2 separate regions of the Homo sapiens genome follow, and region 2 is linked to region 1. Evidence: read pairs that join two places in POLR2A ChIA-PET (ENCODE). Cell type or tissue: PC-9. All regions are shown on one strand. Each heading gives the region's core, and the rest is flanking DNA. Links, peaks and the distances in the headings are about the cores only.

The links. Peaks named below come from ENCODE experiments on the same cell type or tissue, not always from the same donor. Only the 100,000 strongest peaks of a DNase experiment are listed, where the experiment ranks them.
Region 2: POLR2A ChIA-PET joins it to region 1 with 7 read pairs; 12 of 35 experiments call an interaction of 5 or more read pairs at or near these places.

What each region holds. Positions count from the first base shown.
Region 1 is chr1:204,482,538-204,490,879 of GRCh38, reverse strand. All of the region lies in intron 1 of PIK3C2B (phosphatidylinositol-4-phosphate 3-kinase catalytic subunit type 2 beta), which reads left to right. Among named protein-coding and RNA genes, the nearest start is that of PIK3C2B, 8.1 kb to the left of the region's middle. In PC-9, for the core only: no CTCF peak of the experiment used is centred there; a DNase peak (open chromatin) is centred at 3,789.
Region 2 is chr1:204,388,385-204,396,726 of GRCh38, reverse strand. It overlaps the pseudogene LOC124904489 and a transcript of PPP1R15B not described here. Among named protein-coding and RNA genes, the nearest start is that of PPP1R15B, 19 kb to the left of the region's middle. In PC-9, for the core only: no CTCF peak of the experiment used is centred there; no DNase peak of the experiment used is centred there.

The DNA of each region.
Region 1 (8,342 bases), core at 121-8,120:
TCCTGGGGAAATTAAGGCAGATTTCTTGTTTTGGTATTTTCATATCTGCTTTATTTTGCATCTGTTTTATAAAATGAAACTTGAGGGACTATTCTTGCCTTTTTTTTTTTTCTTTTTCTGTTGAGACAGGATTTCACTATGTTGCCTAGACTGATCTCGAACTTCTGGTCTCAAGTGATCCTCCCACCTCGGCCTCCCAAAGTGTTGGGATTACGGGCATGAGCCACCTCTCCCAGCTTGTTCTTGCATTTTGTAAGATCACATAGAGTATCAAAACTGGAAAGGACCTGGGCCATCACTTCCCTGAGAAAAAGTGACTTTCTCAAGGTCATGCAGTTAGTAGCAATGCTGGAACTGAACGCCTACCCCGCAGATCACAACATGACCCGTGAAAGGACCTATCCTGCAACACTTTGGAGTTTCGTGCCGACCCAATTAGTGGCTTTGTCTTTGGGAAATTTACTTCCCCAAAACACTGGGACATTGGGATGGAATTCACTCACCCCAAATCATCACCCTGGTTAAGGAGACTAAAGAATCAGAAGACATTTGTGCTTTGGGGAGCAGAGGCCCTCAGGGTATAGAGAAGGAAGAAGAGAGAGGTTCACTGTAGTCCTGAAGCAGAAATAAGACCTGTGGCTGAAGGAAGCCTTAGCAATTCACTCCTTCCTCTTCCTGAGAACTCTCTGTAGGAAGTCTCACCTAGCAGAGGCTTCACAGTATTTCAGAGAAGCCAAAGATTGTTTGCCTCTTTGGAAACTGTTATCCTTCCATCATGACTGTGTCACTCCTGCCACTGTTCCACCATAGAGGTGGGTGCCTAATATTAGAGAGTTGTTTCACACACGTGGCTCATTCCTCAAGCCTCGCTAAGCCAAGCCCACCAGGAAGAAGCTTGAGTGGAAGCATTCTCTCCAGCCACATCTTTCTCTCTTTCTCTCATACTAGATGGCGTCCTTTGCAGCAAACCGTAAGTTATAAGGATGAGGGAAGAAGAGTAGAGGGCCAAAAGGATTCCATTTTGAGGAAAAACTACAGTTTGCCTTGCCAGGTAGAAGAATCAGGTATGAGTTCTTTTTGTCTCAGGTAATAAACTAAGCAAAGCCCAGATAGTAGTAATGATGGAGCCCTTCAACTATTGACGTCTCCCTAAGAGCCCTCATTTTCTGAAAGCAGAGTGTTTGTCCCATTCCTGACTCGCCATGCTGTGTGTCTCCCAGAGAGTGAAAGAAATTGCTGTGACTGCGAGCACCAGTAGAGTGGATTTAATTCTCACCAAGAAAAGGGAGGTGGTTTGCAAATGGGTTGTTTTGGGATCCTGGGAGAGGAACATTGTAGCCAGAGATATTAGATTTTCACTCTAGACTTTAAGGAGGCAGATTTTTTTTTTTTTTTAAATTAAAAGATAGGGGCCAGGAATAGTGGCTTATGCTGTAATCTCAGCACTTGGGAGACTGACATGGGATGATCACTTGAGCCAAGGAGTTTGAGACCAGCCTGGGCAACATAGCAAGACCTTGTCTCTACTAAAAATAAAAATAAAAACAATTAGGGTGTGATGGCGCACACTTGTGGTCTCAGCTACTCAGGAGGCTGAAGTGGGAGGATCTTTTGAGCCCAGGAGTTTGAGGCTGCAGTGAGCTATAATTGCACCACTCTGATTGCATCCAGGTTTCACTGTAGCCTGGGTGACAGAGTGAGACCCTGTCTCTGAAAATAATAATAATAATAAAGAGCTTGTACAATTAACTTGAGAGGAGCCAAAATTTGAGTCTAGGTCAGGAAACCTCTAGAACCTGTGTTCCTTCTGTGCTATGCTGAAGGGGACTGTGAGAAAAAAAATGTTCATGAGGCTCGAGTCCTGAATGAGATGGAGCTTCCCCAAGAGCCAGTAATGACACAAGTGGTTCTTAAAGTCATTTCTGGAAGACAATAGGATCACAAGGGTTTAAGTCTATCAGATCATGTTAAAAAGGAACTCATTCATTTATTCATTAATTTGACTAACATCTTGATTGTTTACTAGTGACTTTAGGTACTTTTAAGTCATTGAGTGGGGGAAATATGGGTTGCCTTGTGAACTCATCAGTGGGGCCTTTTTGATGGTCAGACTTCTTGGAGGAAATTAAGTGTTTGCAGAGATCTGAACAATGAGTAGGAATTGGGGCAGGATGGGGAATGGAGTGTGGTGAATGAGGTGAACTGAAAGCAGTTTAATCTCGCCAGAGCCACTGAAGGAGTTTGCATTTTATCTTTTGGGCATTCATTCCACCATTGTACATTGAATGTGCACTGACACTCTTCTACGTGCACAGCAGTGAAGAGGACAGGTAAAACCCTTGCCTAGTGCTTGGTGTTCTGAGAAAACTTAGTTCACTCATAGTTCTTAGTCCACTAAGAGTAGTTCACTAAGAATTAAACCAAGCTTTTTAATGTTACTGACAGGAATTCTATACTGATAGATAGGGAATTACTTGGAGAGATTCTCTAGTTGAATGCAAGGAAAGTTTGAGAAGGACTCTCATGATAATCCTATAGATTATACAGGGTAGAGACAAAAGGTGGGTTAATGATTGGTTGATTGTTCATTCAGCAAAAACATCTTCAGTGCCTCTTCTCATTCATTCTTACATTTATTCACTCATTTATCAAATGACTGGCAGTGCAAGTTCGGCAGATGGTTAAGAGCACGGCTTTGGAGCCAGATTACTTGGGTTCAAAGCCTGGCTCCACCACTTACAAGCTGTATGACCTTGGAAAAGTTATTTAACTTATCTGTGCATCACTTTCCTCATACGTAAGATGAGGGAAATAATAATACCAGACAAAATTTGTTGTAAAATGAAATGAGTTAATTAATGAACTACTTAGAGCAGTGCCTGATGCATGTAAATGGTGACTCAACAGCTCATGGTTCTTGTAATTATTATTCCTCAATAGCAGGTTTGTGCTAAATTCTAGGAATACAACCTTGAATTGAGTGTGGTCCCTGACCTTGAGGGAACCACATTGCACCCCCCTCCCACCCAAAATGCAGGTAAATGGATGAGTTTCTTCATGGAGTGGGGTAATCCTATAAGCTCAATATGAATCGATTGTGATAAGGTGCCCCAAGAGTTATATATATACAGTCTTAGGCAGCATTTCCCAGCGTCTTAATATATAGTCTTAGGCAGCATTTCCTAGAGATTATAGAAACTAGAACTGTGGTGTTTATTATTTTGGAGATCTCTAAACTTAAGAATCTGATAAATGCTGTGGGGTGTCTACTTGGAAAAATACATTACAATTTTGCCTTCAAACAGCCTCCAAACCTCTGATCCTATGATGAGGAGCTGTTAACTCTTCTCCTCTGGGTTGGTCAGACCACGCTGAGAACACAGTATTAACAGTTCTGTACTGGAGCATGTACTTCGTGTAAAACATTGTGCTAAGTATCCTGGGGGAGACAAAGATAAATACGAGGTAATCCATGCGGTTTAAAGGCTTAGTGGAAAAGAATGTTTTGTATGTAATGAGATGTTTGTAGATACATGTTGAAATGATAAAAGTAAGAATGTTCATCTTGAGCAATGGAACGAGATTTATCTATACAAAAATTTAAAAATTAGCCAGACATGGTGGTGTGCACCTGTAGTCCTAGCTACTTGAGAGGCTGAGGTGGGAGGATCACTTGACCTGGGGAGTTTGAGGTTACAGTAAGCTATGATTGCACCACTGCACTCCAGCCTGGGCAACAGAGTGAAACCCTGTCTCTTTAAAAAACAAACATAGAGGCTGGGCGCAGTGGCTCACGCCTGTACCAGCACTTTGGGAGGCTGAGAAGGGTGAATCACCTGAGGTCAGGAGTTCAAGACCAGCCTGGCTAACATAATGAAACCCTGTCTCTACTGAAAATACAAAGATTAACTGGGCCTGGTGGCATGTGCCTGTAATCCCAGCTACTCTGGAGGCTGAGGCAGGATAATTGCTTGAATCCAGGAGGTGGAGATTGCAGTGAGCGGAGATTGTGCCACTGAACTCCAGCCTGGGCAGCAGAGCGAGACTCCATCTCAAAAACAAACAAAAAACCAAACAAAAAATGAAGGATGTTACTTAAAAGTTGTGTTGGTAACTGTGTTAATAAATAAATAAGAGGTAATCTTTTTTTGAGATGGAATCTCCCTCAGTCGTCCAGGCTGGAGTGCAATGGCGCAATCTCGGGTCATTGCAACCTCTGTCCTCCAGGATCAGGCGATTCTCCCACCTCTGCCTCCCAAGTAGCTGGGATTACAGGCACCTGCCTTCATGCCCGGCTACTTTTTGTATTTTTGTAGAGATGAGGTTTCACCATGTTGGCCAGGCCAGTCTTGAACTCCCTACCTCAGGTGATCCATCTGCCTCAGCCTCCCAAAATGCTGGAATTACAGGCATGAGCCACCGTGCCCAGCCATCTTTATTCGTTTTTTTTTTGTTGTGTTTTGTTTTCTTTTTTTTTTTTTTTTTGAGACTGAGTCTCACTCTGTCACCCAGGCTGGAGTGCAGTGGCACTATCCCAGCTCACTGCAACCTCCACCTCCCGGGTTCAAGTGATTCTCCTGCCTCAGCCTCCTGAGTAGCTGGGATTACTGGCGCGCATCACCATGCCCAGCTAACTTTATATATTTAGTAGAGACAGGGTTTCACCATGTTAGCCAGGCTGATCTGGAATTCCCGACCTCTGGTGATCCGCCCGCCTCGACCTCCCAAAGTGCTGGGATTACAGGCGTGAGCCACCATGGCCAGCATTATTCTTAAGATTAGTGGGCTAATGTCTATAAAAGTGCTTTGTAGCTATAAATACCTATACAAATAAAAGCTATTATTTTTATTCTAGTCACTAGTAGGGATAATCCAAAGCAGAATGCACATAAATGCAGTAGAGCACATTACAAATTATAAAAATATTCAAAAGAGCAAAGTCACTTTTATTCATGGGGGATGTGCAGGCACTGCTCTTATATTACAGCCATCGCACATCCCCCATGAATAAAAGGGTGCAGTGGCTCACGGCTGTAATCCTAGCACTTTGGGAGGCCGGGGCAGGCAGATCGCTTGAGTTTGCAATCAGCCTAGGCAACGTGGTGAAACCCCATCTCTACCAAAAAGACAAAAAATTAGCCAGTTGTGGTGGCGACCACGTCTGTAGTCCCAGCTTCTCAGGAGGCTAGGATGGGAGAAGATCGCTTGGGCCTGGGAGGTGGAAGTTGCAGTGAGCCAAGATCCTGCCACTGCACTGCAGTCTGGGCGACAGAGCAAGACCCTGTCTCAAAAAAAAAAAAAAAGGAAGAATGACATGATCAGAGCTGCCCTGTAGGAAGATTATCCTGGCAGTGGAGAGCAGATACTTTAGGGGGTCAGCAAGGAGACAGACTAGTTAGTGGTCTGTTTCAATCATTCATCATTCAGGTGAGAAAAAGGAATAATAATTTTTTTGGTGCCTAATAAAATAATTTTTCAGGTAAAAGAATAATCATTCAGGTAGAAGAAAGGAATAACAAATTTTTTGGTGCCCAATATATGCTTTATATAGGTTATTTCACTTAAAGTCATCAGAGGTTTGGAAAGGAATGGACCAATTTAAGAGAGATTAGAACAGGAAGGCTGGGGGATTTCCTTTCCTGAAGGATTCTAAGAACGGGAGAGATAGCTGGGTGCAGTGGCTTACCCCTGTAATTCCAGCCACTTGTGAAACCGGGGTGGGAGGATTGCTTGAGACTGGGAGGTCAAGGCTGCAGTGATCCGTGATCACACCACTTCACTCCAACCTGGATGGCAGAGTGAGACCTTGTCTCTTAAAATTAAAAAAAAAAAAAAAAAGACTGGAAGACTGGTTATAGCTCAGCCTGGGAAGAGCACTGGAGAGGGAGTCTAAGGACCTGGACTCCCACTTCTGGTCTCACCTCTATCACTGACCAGCTATATGACTTCACACAGTGCCCCTTGCTCATTGGTTCTCTTGTCTACCAAACTGTGGGGTGTGTTTGTTTGCTTTGCTTGTTTGTTTATTTTTATGTTTATTTTTTTGAGTGGCCTGGGAGAGTGAAATGTTCTGGGATGGGGGTGTGGAGAGCATGGAGGTGTTCTAGAATAATCACCAACATCAGCTTAAACACTTTTTTTTTTTTGAGACGGAGTCTCGCTTTGTCGCCCAGGCTGGAGTGCAGTGGCACGATCTTGGCTTACTGCAACTTCCACCTCCCAGTTTCAAGCGATTCTCCTGCCTCAGCCTCCCAAATAGCTGGGACCACAGACATGCGCCACCATGCCCAGCTAATTTTTAGTATTTTTAGTAGGGACGGGCTTTCACTATGTTGGCCAGGATGGTCTCGATCTCATGACCTCGTGATCCGCCCACCTTGGCCTCCCAAAGTGCTGGAATTGAGTGAGCCACCGCGCCCGGCCATCAGCTTAAACACTTAATCAAATGTGATGTGCCTGGGTTTCCACAACAGGATGGGAAAAAGACCATGAAGTTTGGGCTCACACACATTTCAGTTTAACTCTTGATTTTATCATTTACAAGTTGTGTGACCTTTGGGCCAATTATTGCATCCCTTTCCTGTTTTCTACTTTCCTCTTCCATAAAAGAAGGATGATAACATCCACATTTAAGGATTGTTGTGAGGACTAAATAAGACAATACCTGGCACAAAATACCAGAGGGGGGAAAAAAAGGTATATTTCCTTCCTTCTATTTCTGTGATGCTCATATGCATGTAGTCTTCCCTCCTGTCTCCCCACTTCTCTGCCTTCCTTCTCTTTCCCTTTCACCAGCACAAAGTGTAACACCCTCACTCCCGTTGCTACAGTGGGCTGTACTAGTTTCACAGACCTTGAAATGGCACATACACGGGAAAGGTGTTTCGACACAGTTCCTATGGACTGTTGGTGCCGGATGCTTACACGGTCACACCCTGGTCGCTCATCCAGCTTAAGCAGTCAGTGAATCCCTGCTGAGAATGACCTCTGACTGTTGCTACCCTGGGAGACACTGGGCGAGGGTCACATGGGCAAGGGGCTGGTGGAATGTGAGCATGCTATACTGTGCCAGTGGTTCACCCTTTGCTTAGTGTAGACTTAGGTTCTGTCTTAAGGACATCTGTCTCTCTTGGGACCTTCCTGTGCAAACTGGGGGGATAAGAGATCGGAGAAAGGCATCAGGGCATGTACAAAGCAACATCAAAACTAATTGACATGATTCTTTGCTCTATACCCCTCCCCCTCGCTAAAGTCACTTTCTTTTTTCAAAATCTTCATGACCCATAACCATTCCATGCACAGAGATGCAAAAATGGTCAGTTAATATCCAAAGCAAAAGCGTTGCTCTTGTTCCCCAGGCGACAGGGCCACCATTTTTATCAGTGTGAAACAGAGTATCAGGGTATTAAGGAGACACTGAGAATAAAAGTGAGGAGATATTGGAAGGCTTAACCAGGGAAGGCTTCTGAAGATCGTTTTTTTTTTTTTTTGAGTCAGGGTTCTCTGTCACCCAGGCTGGAGTGCAGTGTCTCAATCATGGCTCAGTTGAGCCTCCTATTTCAGCCTCCCAAGTAGCTGGGACTACAGGTACATGCCACCACACCCAGCTAATTTTTGTGTTTTTTGTAAAGATGGAGTCTATGTTTCCCAGGCTGGCCTCAAACTTCTGGGCTCAAGCGATCGTCCTGCTTTGGCCTCCCAAAATGCTGGGATTGCAGTTGTGAGCCACTGTGCCTGGCCTTTCTGAGGATCTTGAATTCGGATGGAAGCAGGAGAGAGAGAAAGCAGGAGGAAGAGAAAGGCACCCCCAGTGGTAGCCATGGCTTTGGGGCCCTAAGAGTCAGGTGCAAATGGAAATAGGGATGGGGAGTCCATACCACGCTGTACGTGCAGGTGAGCAGGGCTAAGGGGAAACTGAAACCTACGGCTGCAACATGTCTAGGGGTGACCAGGCTGACATGGGCAGTCCTTCTGGGATCCCCTGTGGTCTGGCACCATCAGGACCACTGCCTTCTTCCCATTCCCCCCATCGAGATATTCTTCCTGTGGTTTGAGGATTCTGGGACACCACAGGCATCTTGGAGAATATCTTGTTTCTCAGTTCTTTTTTTTTTTTGAGACAGAGTGCAGTGCAGTGGCGCGATCTCGGCTCACTGCAGCCTCTGCTTCCTGGGTTCAAGAGATTCTTCTGCCTCAGCCTCCCAAGTAGCTGGTGTTACAGGCACCCACCACCACACCAGCTAATTTTTGTATTTTTGGTGGAGACGGGGTTTCACCATGTTGCCCAGGCTGGTCTCGAACTCCTGACCTCAGTCTGCCCACCTCGGCCTCCCAAAGTGCTG
Region 2 (8,342 bases), core at 276-8,275, 94 kb after region 1:
ATTCAATGAGTTTTGATAAACACGTGTAGTCATATAAACACCACCACTATCAAAATATGGATCATTTCCATCACCCAGAAAGTTCCCTTATGTTCTTTTGTATTCGGTCCCCTTCCCAACCTCCAGCTTTTGGCAGCCATTGCTTTTCTTTTCTTTGTCTTTTTTTTTTTTTTTGACAGACAGGGTCTTACTGTCACCCAGGCTGGAGTGTAGTGGTGTGATCACGGCTCACTGCAGCCTTATCTCCCTGGGTTCAGGTGATCCTCCCACCTCAGCCTCCTGAGTAGCTGGGACTACAGCTGTGTGCGACCACACCCAGCTGGTTTTTTGTTTTTTTTTTTTTGTTTTTGTTTTTGCTTTTTTTTTTTTTTTTGTATTTTTAGTAGAGATAAGGTTTTGGCATGTTGCCCAGGCTAGTCTTGAACTTCTGGGCTCAAGAGATCTGCCTGTTTTGGCCTCCCAACATGCTGGGATTGCAGGTGTGAGCCACCACGTCTGGCCTTTGATCTGCTTTCAACACTTTTAGCTCTTCTAGAATTTCAGAAAAATGGTATCGGATGTACAGCATGGACCCTTCTGTGGTGGGCTTCTTTACTGTAATGCTTTTGAGATTCATCTGTGCTGTTGAGTGTCTCTGCAGTCCATTCCTTCTGTTGAGTGTATCAGTAGTCCATTCCTTTTCATGGCTGAGTAGTATTTCATTGTATAATTATACCACTATTTGTTCATTTACTAGATAATAAACAGTTGGCTTGTTTAAGTATGAATTCAATGAGTTTTGATAAATATGTGTAGTTATATAAACATGACTACATATATAAACATATAAACATATACATATATAAGCACATATAAATTTGTGTCTATTATGAATAAAGCTTCTATGAACTGTTGAGTACAAGCGTTTGAGTGGACATATGATTTCATTGCTTTTTGATAAATCCAGGAGTGAGACTGCTGGATCATATGGTAAGTATATATCTAATTATATAAGAAACTCCCAAACAGTTTTCCAAAGTGGCTATACTACTTGGCAGCAGCGTATGAGCTCCAGTTGCTCCACATCCTTGCCAACACTTGATATTGTAAGTCTTTTTAAGTTTAGCTATTCTAGTGGCATCTTATTTTGGTGTAAATTTGCATTTCCTTGGTGTTTAATGATATGGAGCATCTTTCCACATGTTTATTTGCATTGATAAATACCTTCTTCAGTCAAGTGTCTGTTCAAATCTTTTGTCCTTTTTTTTAAGCCAAATTGTTAGTATTTATATGGATTTGTGTATGTGTGTGTGTCTTTAAAAACATATTCTAGATATAAGTCCTTTATATTTTGCAAATATTTCTCCCAGTCTGTGGCTTGCCTTTTTATTTTTTAAATTATGTAATTTGGGGAGCAGAATTTTTTTAATTTTGCAGAAGTTCAGTTTATCAATTTTTTCTTCTATGGTCCATGCTTTTCCAAAGGTCTTAGAAGTTTTTCCCTAACAAAGTCATGAATATTTTTGTTTATGTTTACTTCTAGAAGTTTTGTAGTTTTAGCTCTGACATTTAAGTCTTGTCATTCACTCTGAGTTAACCTTTGTATGTGTTATGAGGGCAAGGGTTAAGCTTCATATTTTTGCACATGGATATTCAATTGTTGAAAAGACTATCCTTTCTCCATTGAGTAATTTTGACATATTTTTCAAATTTCAGTTGACCATGTAGATGGATCTATTTCTGGACCCTGTATTCTGTTTCATTGATCTGTATCTCTGTGCTTACATAAATACCACACTGCCTTGATTACTGTAACTTTATAGTGAGTCTTGAAATTACTTTGTTCTTTTTCAAAATGGTTTTTGTTACTCCAGGCCCTTTGCTTTTTTTTTTTTTGAAAAACAAATCTTTATTGTCTAGAAATACATATTTAAAAAATCCTCTTCAAAAGATGCTATTCACTCATTTCCCCATTTCCTCTTCTTCCACATCTCTGATATAAAGGACATTATTACACCTTATTAAAACTTCACCTAGATGTCCAGGCAATGCCTCATTTATGAATTCTGTATCTGCAAGCTGCATGTTCATATAGCCATCTACAGATACCAGGTAGCCCTTATACTCCATTCCCACTTAAGCTTCACCATCACTGGCTCTCCTGTTAATCCACTGAGGAAATATTTGAGATTGAGGGGTAAACTCATTGTAACTAAAGGGAATGTTGCGGGCTATTTGCCACCGACCTAGCTGCTACTCTCCTGTCCCTCCTAACTCAGCAGATACTGCAGGTCCAGAACCACTGAGCTTTAAGAGAAATGGCTGCCAAATAGGAGTGTCACCCTTTGCATTTCTATTTGAATTTCAGGACTAGCTTATTAATTCTTACCAAAAAAAATGCGGGGCAGGTGGGGGGTGCTGGTTGGGCATTGAATGGAATTACACTGACTGTATGGATTGATTTAGGAAGAGTTGACATCTTAACAATATTGAGTCCTTTGATCCATAAACACACTATATTTCTCCATTTATTTGAGTCTTTTTAAGTTTCTCTCAAGTGTTTTGTAGTATTCAATATATTGATCTTGTACATATTTTGTTACATTATCCCTAAATATTTCCTTTTTGAGATACTATTATAAATTGTACTTTTTTCATTTCAATTTCCACTTCTTTGCTAGTAATATAGAAATACAATTTATTTTTCTATATTAACTCTGTGTCTTGTGACCTTTGAATATTTTACATAGATGATCATGTCTTAGAATAAAAATGACTTCGCTTCCTTCTTTCTCATCTGTATGCCTTTTATTTATGTTTTTCTTGCTTTATTGTACCAGCTAGTATAACAAGTACAAAGGCAAGTAGAAGTGGTCAGAGGAGGAATCCTTGCCTTGTCTTTAGGATCAGTGATGTCTTCTTTTTCATTCCTGATCTTGGTAATTTATGTCGTCTTCTCTCTCTCTCTTTTTTTGCTTATCAGTCTGGCTAGAGGTTTATTAATTTTATTGATCTTTTTAAAGAACCAGCTTTTGGTTTCATTGATTGTTTTCCAATTGTTTTTTGTTTTGCTTTGTTTTGTCCATTGATTTCTGATCTGTAGTGCATTTTCTTTCTTCTCCTTTTTTGGGGTTCAATTTGTTCTTTTTCTAATTCTTAAGGTGGCACTTAGACCACTGATTCAAGACCTTTCTTTTCTTCTAATATAAATATCTAATGCTAAAAGGTTCCCTATAGGCATCATTAGCTGCTTCTCACATATGTTTATATGTTGTGTTTTCATTTTCATTCAGTTCAAGCTATTTTCTAATTTCCTGTGTGATTTCTTCGACCTATGGTTATTGGAATTGTGTCATTTTGGCCAGGCACAGTTGCTCACACCTGTAATCCCAGCACTTTGGGAGGCCGAGGCGGGAGGATCACTTGAGCCCAGGAGCTCGAGACCAGCCTGGGCAAAATAGGGAGACCCTGTCTCTGCAGAAAAGCAAACAAACAAAACAACAACAACAACAATAACAACAAAAAACGTGGACATGGTGGCACACATTTGTGGTCCTAGCTATTCAGGAGACTGAGATAGAAGGATTTCTTGAGCCTGGGAGGTTGAGGGTGTAGGGAGCTGTGATCGTGCTACTGCACTCCAGCCTAGGTTACAAAGTGAGACCCTGTCTCCAAAAAAAGAAAAATTAAAAGTATGTCACTTAATTTTTAAGTTTAAACATTTGAGATATCCCAAATATCTTGTTGACTTCTAACTTAATTTTATGGTGCCTAGATAAAATTACTTTCTTTTATTCTAATCCTTTAAAATGCATTGAGATTTGTTTTAAGACCTAGCGTATGTCTGTCCTGTAGAGTGTTCCATATATGTTTGACCAAAAAAATGTGTATTCGGCCTTTGCTAGTGACATGTTCTCTATATGTTGGTTAGGTCAAGTTGATTGATAATGTTGTTCAAGCCCTCTATATACTTACTGATTTTCTAATTGTTTTATAAATTGATACTCCAAGAGAGGAGTATCAAAACACCAACTATAATCGTTCAACTGAATTGTTTATTTCTACATTCTCTACTGTCAGTTTTTACTTTCTGTGTTTTAGGGCTCTTTGCTAGGTGCATTTAGATTTATTTTTGTTTATCTTCCTGATTTTGCCCCCATGGGGACATTTGGAAAAGTCTGGAGACATTTTTGGTTGTCGCAAATGGGGAAATGCTGCCGGCACCTAGTAGCTAGAAGCCAGAGATACTGCTTAACATTCTGCAATGCCTGGACAGTCTCTGAAACAAAGAGTTATTCAGCTCACAATGTAGGGACTGAGGTCAAGAAACCAAATTTCTTTTAATACTTAATACCTAAATCTCTAGCAATTTTTAAAGAGTAAATGCTTCTCAGTTTTTGGTCTACCTTTGGTTCATTTTCAGATGCCTGAAATGTTTATTTTTGTCAGTTTTTTCCAGTTTTATATTTACTTTTGAAGAGGAGGATTTGCAGATCTCTTCATAACACCACAAAATGGAAGTCTGTCCATCCTTTAACATTTAACCTGTTGATGTCTTTATATTTAAAGTAAGTTTTTTGTAGATAGCATTCAGTTGGATTTTTTTTTTAAATGCAATCTGACAATGTCTGCCTTCTAATTGGGAATATTTAGACCATTCACATTTAATGTAATTATTGATAGAGTTAAGATTAAATCTATCTTGTTTTTTTGTTTTCTGTATTTTTCTTTTCTTATCCTTTTTTGTGGATTATTTTTTGTGACTCCATTTTATCTTCACTATTGGCTTATTAGCTACACCTCTTTATTTGATTTTAGCAACTGTTGTTTAAATATATGGCTTTAACTCATCATAGTCACAGTATACCTTTAAATAATATACCACTTCATGTATATTACCTCACTTGTGTGTGTGTGTGTGTGTGTGTGTGTGTGTGCACCTAACAACAGTATGCTTCCATTTCCTTCCTCCTGTCCCTTGTGCTGCTGTTGTGGTACCTTTTTTCTTATACAAAAGTTATAAACCTACAATATGTTGCTATTGTTTTTGCTTTAAAGAGTTCATCATCTTTTAAAGAGATTGAGAATTAGAAAACATCTTTATTTACCACTTGTTTACCATTTCTGCTGCTTTGTGTAGATCCAGTTTTCTATTAGATATTATTTTCCATCTGCCTGAAGAGCTTCTTGAACATTTCTTGTCATGTAACCTTGCTGCTGATGATTTATCTCAGATTTTGTCTGAAAAAGTCTTTACTTCTTCCCTCACTTTAGAAAAATATTTTTATTAGCTTTAGAATTCTAGGTTGATGGTTTTTCTTTCAGTACTTTAAGAACTGGGTGAGATAATGGAGTGACTTTTTTTAAGACAGGGTCTCCCTCTGTCACCCAGGCTGGAGGGCATTAGCACCATCATGGCTTACTACAACCTTGAACTCCTGGGCTCAAGCCGTCCTCCTGCCTCGTGTCCCTCCCAAAGTGCTAGGATTATAGGTGTGAGCCAGAGCACCTGGCCAAGTGACTTCTTTAAACTCTTCAAGTCCCTGATTTTGTGCTAGGCTCCTTAAAGTTAAGATGTTAGATGTAACACCTGTCTTCTCAAGTTAACTGTTTTGTTACCTTTTCTCAGTAACAAAGTCTGATATTGCTCTTGGGCTCACACCCATGTTTCCTGTCATTTTTTTTCCCTTGTCGGGTTACATATTGGCCTGTCAACTGCCTTTGACTCTGAGCCTAATATTACTTCCTCATGCTCCTGTGTTTCTCTATGCTCCTTACCAGCACACACATTCTCTTTTACGGTCTCCACCTGAGAGTAAGTTTGAGAGATTAGACCTCTCTGCTTCTTTCCTAGTGCTCTTTCCAGTGCTGTAAAGAGAACCTGGGCATTGGTCCAGACAGATTTGAGGTTGAATTCCAGCTTTCCATTTCCACCAGCTGTGTGCCCATAAGTAAATTATTTGAGTCTTAAGAGGCCATCTGTAAAATTTGAATAATAATATCTCTCAAAGTAGTTGGGAGGATTAAAGTAGGTAATATATGACAAGTTCTTACACCATATTTGTCTCATAATATCAAATACTCACATAGTATATATTATGATATATATCCCGATTTACAGATGAGGGACCTGAAGCATAGTAACCCACCCGAGTTACGTAACTAGGGAATGGCAGAGAACTAGGAGTGAAACCCAGTCTGGCTCCAGATCCCATGCCTCTAACTACAATGCTTCACTCCTTTTCTAGGTAAATGTTAATTCCTTCTTTTTGGATTAGATAGGGTTGGACTCTAACAAATGAGTACTCTTGACTGGGTGGATGTTGAGGGAATGGGGCAGTTAAAGGGTAGCAAGGCAAAGGATATTTCAAGTAGGAAAAATAGCTTTGGAGAAAAGGTAGAAATGGAAGGATATGGGAAACATGCTGGGGAAATGGCTAATAGGCTGATAAGTTTGGGTGGAGGTCCTGGGGGATAGAGAAGAATAGTGGGGGATAAAGTTCGTTATGTAGGGTCTAAATGATAGAGTACTTTGAATGCCATGCTAACAAAGTTGGTCTGTTTTATTCTACATAAAGTGACAAACCATTATGGGAGTGACATGGTCAGATGGGTTCTTTTGGAATAGCTCTTGGATCATTTGTGGATGGATTGAACTGAGGAGCAATTATAATAGATCAAGTAGGATGCTCTTGTTCAAATATAGGCCTGAGGTAATGAGCTCAACCAAAGGGATGGTTAGAGTGGAAAGGGGGAGCCATGGAGGTGTAATAGTTGGCAGGATTCAGTGGCTTGTTAGATGAAGGAGAAGGAGAAATCACAAAGGAGTCAGCTTTACTAGGCTTGGTGACAAGGAGGAAGGTGATGTTTTCATTGAGATAGGAAATTCTGAAAGGGGAGCAGCTTGGTGGAGGGAGATGTAAGAGTTCTGTTTCACATGAATAATTGGCCATTTGTAACACCTTATTCCCCTTTCTCATTTGTGGGAAGCAGTGAGATAGACCACCTAAGGGAAATTTTGTAGGACAGTCCTAAGGGAGGAGGAAAAGAAGAGAAGGGCTTAGGTAAAGACAGGTGGGATTCACAGACCAGAGGCATGTTCAAAGCAATTTCAGAGATGAAAATGGCATGGAGTTTTTGGGAGGTCCTGTGAGTAGACTGGATCGAAAGTTTGCTCCCACAAAACCCCTCAACCTCTCTTATCTATCCTTTTTCCCCAAGTCCTAGGTTGGCCAAGAAGCAGCCAATCCTGGCCGGGCGTGGTGGCTCACGCCTGTAATCCCAGCATTTTGGGAGGCCGAGGCGGGCGAATCAGGAGATCAGGAGTTCAAGACCAGCCTGACCAATATGGTGAAACTCCATCTCTGCTAAAAATACAAAAACTAGCTGGGTGTGGTGGTGTGTGCCTGTAATCCCAGCTACTCAGGAGGCCGAGGCAGGAGAATCGCTTGAACCTGGGAGGCAGGGGTTGCAGTGAGCCGAAATTGCACCACTGCACTCCAGCTCCAGCCTGGGCAACAGCCAGATTCTGTCTCAAAAAAAAAAAAAAAAAAAAAAAAAAAAAAGAAGCAGCCAATCCTTCAAGGAATGACAGAGGCTAAAGCCAGGTGCATATGGAGCTGAAGATTAAAGGGCCCTTCCTGGATCTTTTGGACTCCTCGGACCTCCTTATAACTGTAGAGGTTGTGGGGAGAGGCCCAATAATGACTGAGATTGAATCTGCTGCCACCTCAGTGGAAAGAGGACCCGGAGCAGATCACATTTTCTTTAGTTTTAATTTAATTTAATTATTTTTTTAGAGACGAGGTCTCAGTCTCACTCTGTCACCCCGGCCGGAGTGCAGTGGCATGATCATAACACTGCAGCCTCCAAATCCTGGGCTCAAGTGATCTTCCAGCCTCAACCTCCCAAGTAGCTGGGACTACAGTTGTGCACCACCATGCCCAGCTAATTTTAAAAATTCTTTTGTAAAAATGAGGTTCTACTTTGTTGCCCAGGCTGGTCTCAAACTCCTGGCTTCAAGTGATCCAACCCCCTTGGCCTCCAAAAATGCTGGAATTACAGGTGTTAGCCCCTATAGCCAGCAACATTTTATTTAAGAAAATAAAAGACTATGCCACTTCTTACTCCCCATCATATTCAAACTGTTACGCATATTTTGTTTAAAAGGTTGATTTATGCATTTGTTTCCCAGTAGACCATAAAGTCCAAAAGAACTGTATCTTAGGTTATAAAGGTGGGCCCAGTGCCTAGCATACAGCTTGGTTTTCTCATGAATTTGTTCATTCAATGTCTTTTACGAGTACAGTGAGAGGTCCTGTACTATGTGGTGAATATCCATTTACTCATCAAATATTTATTGA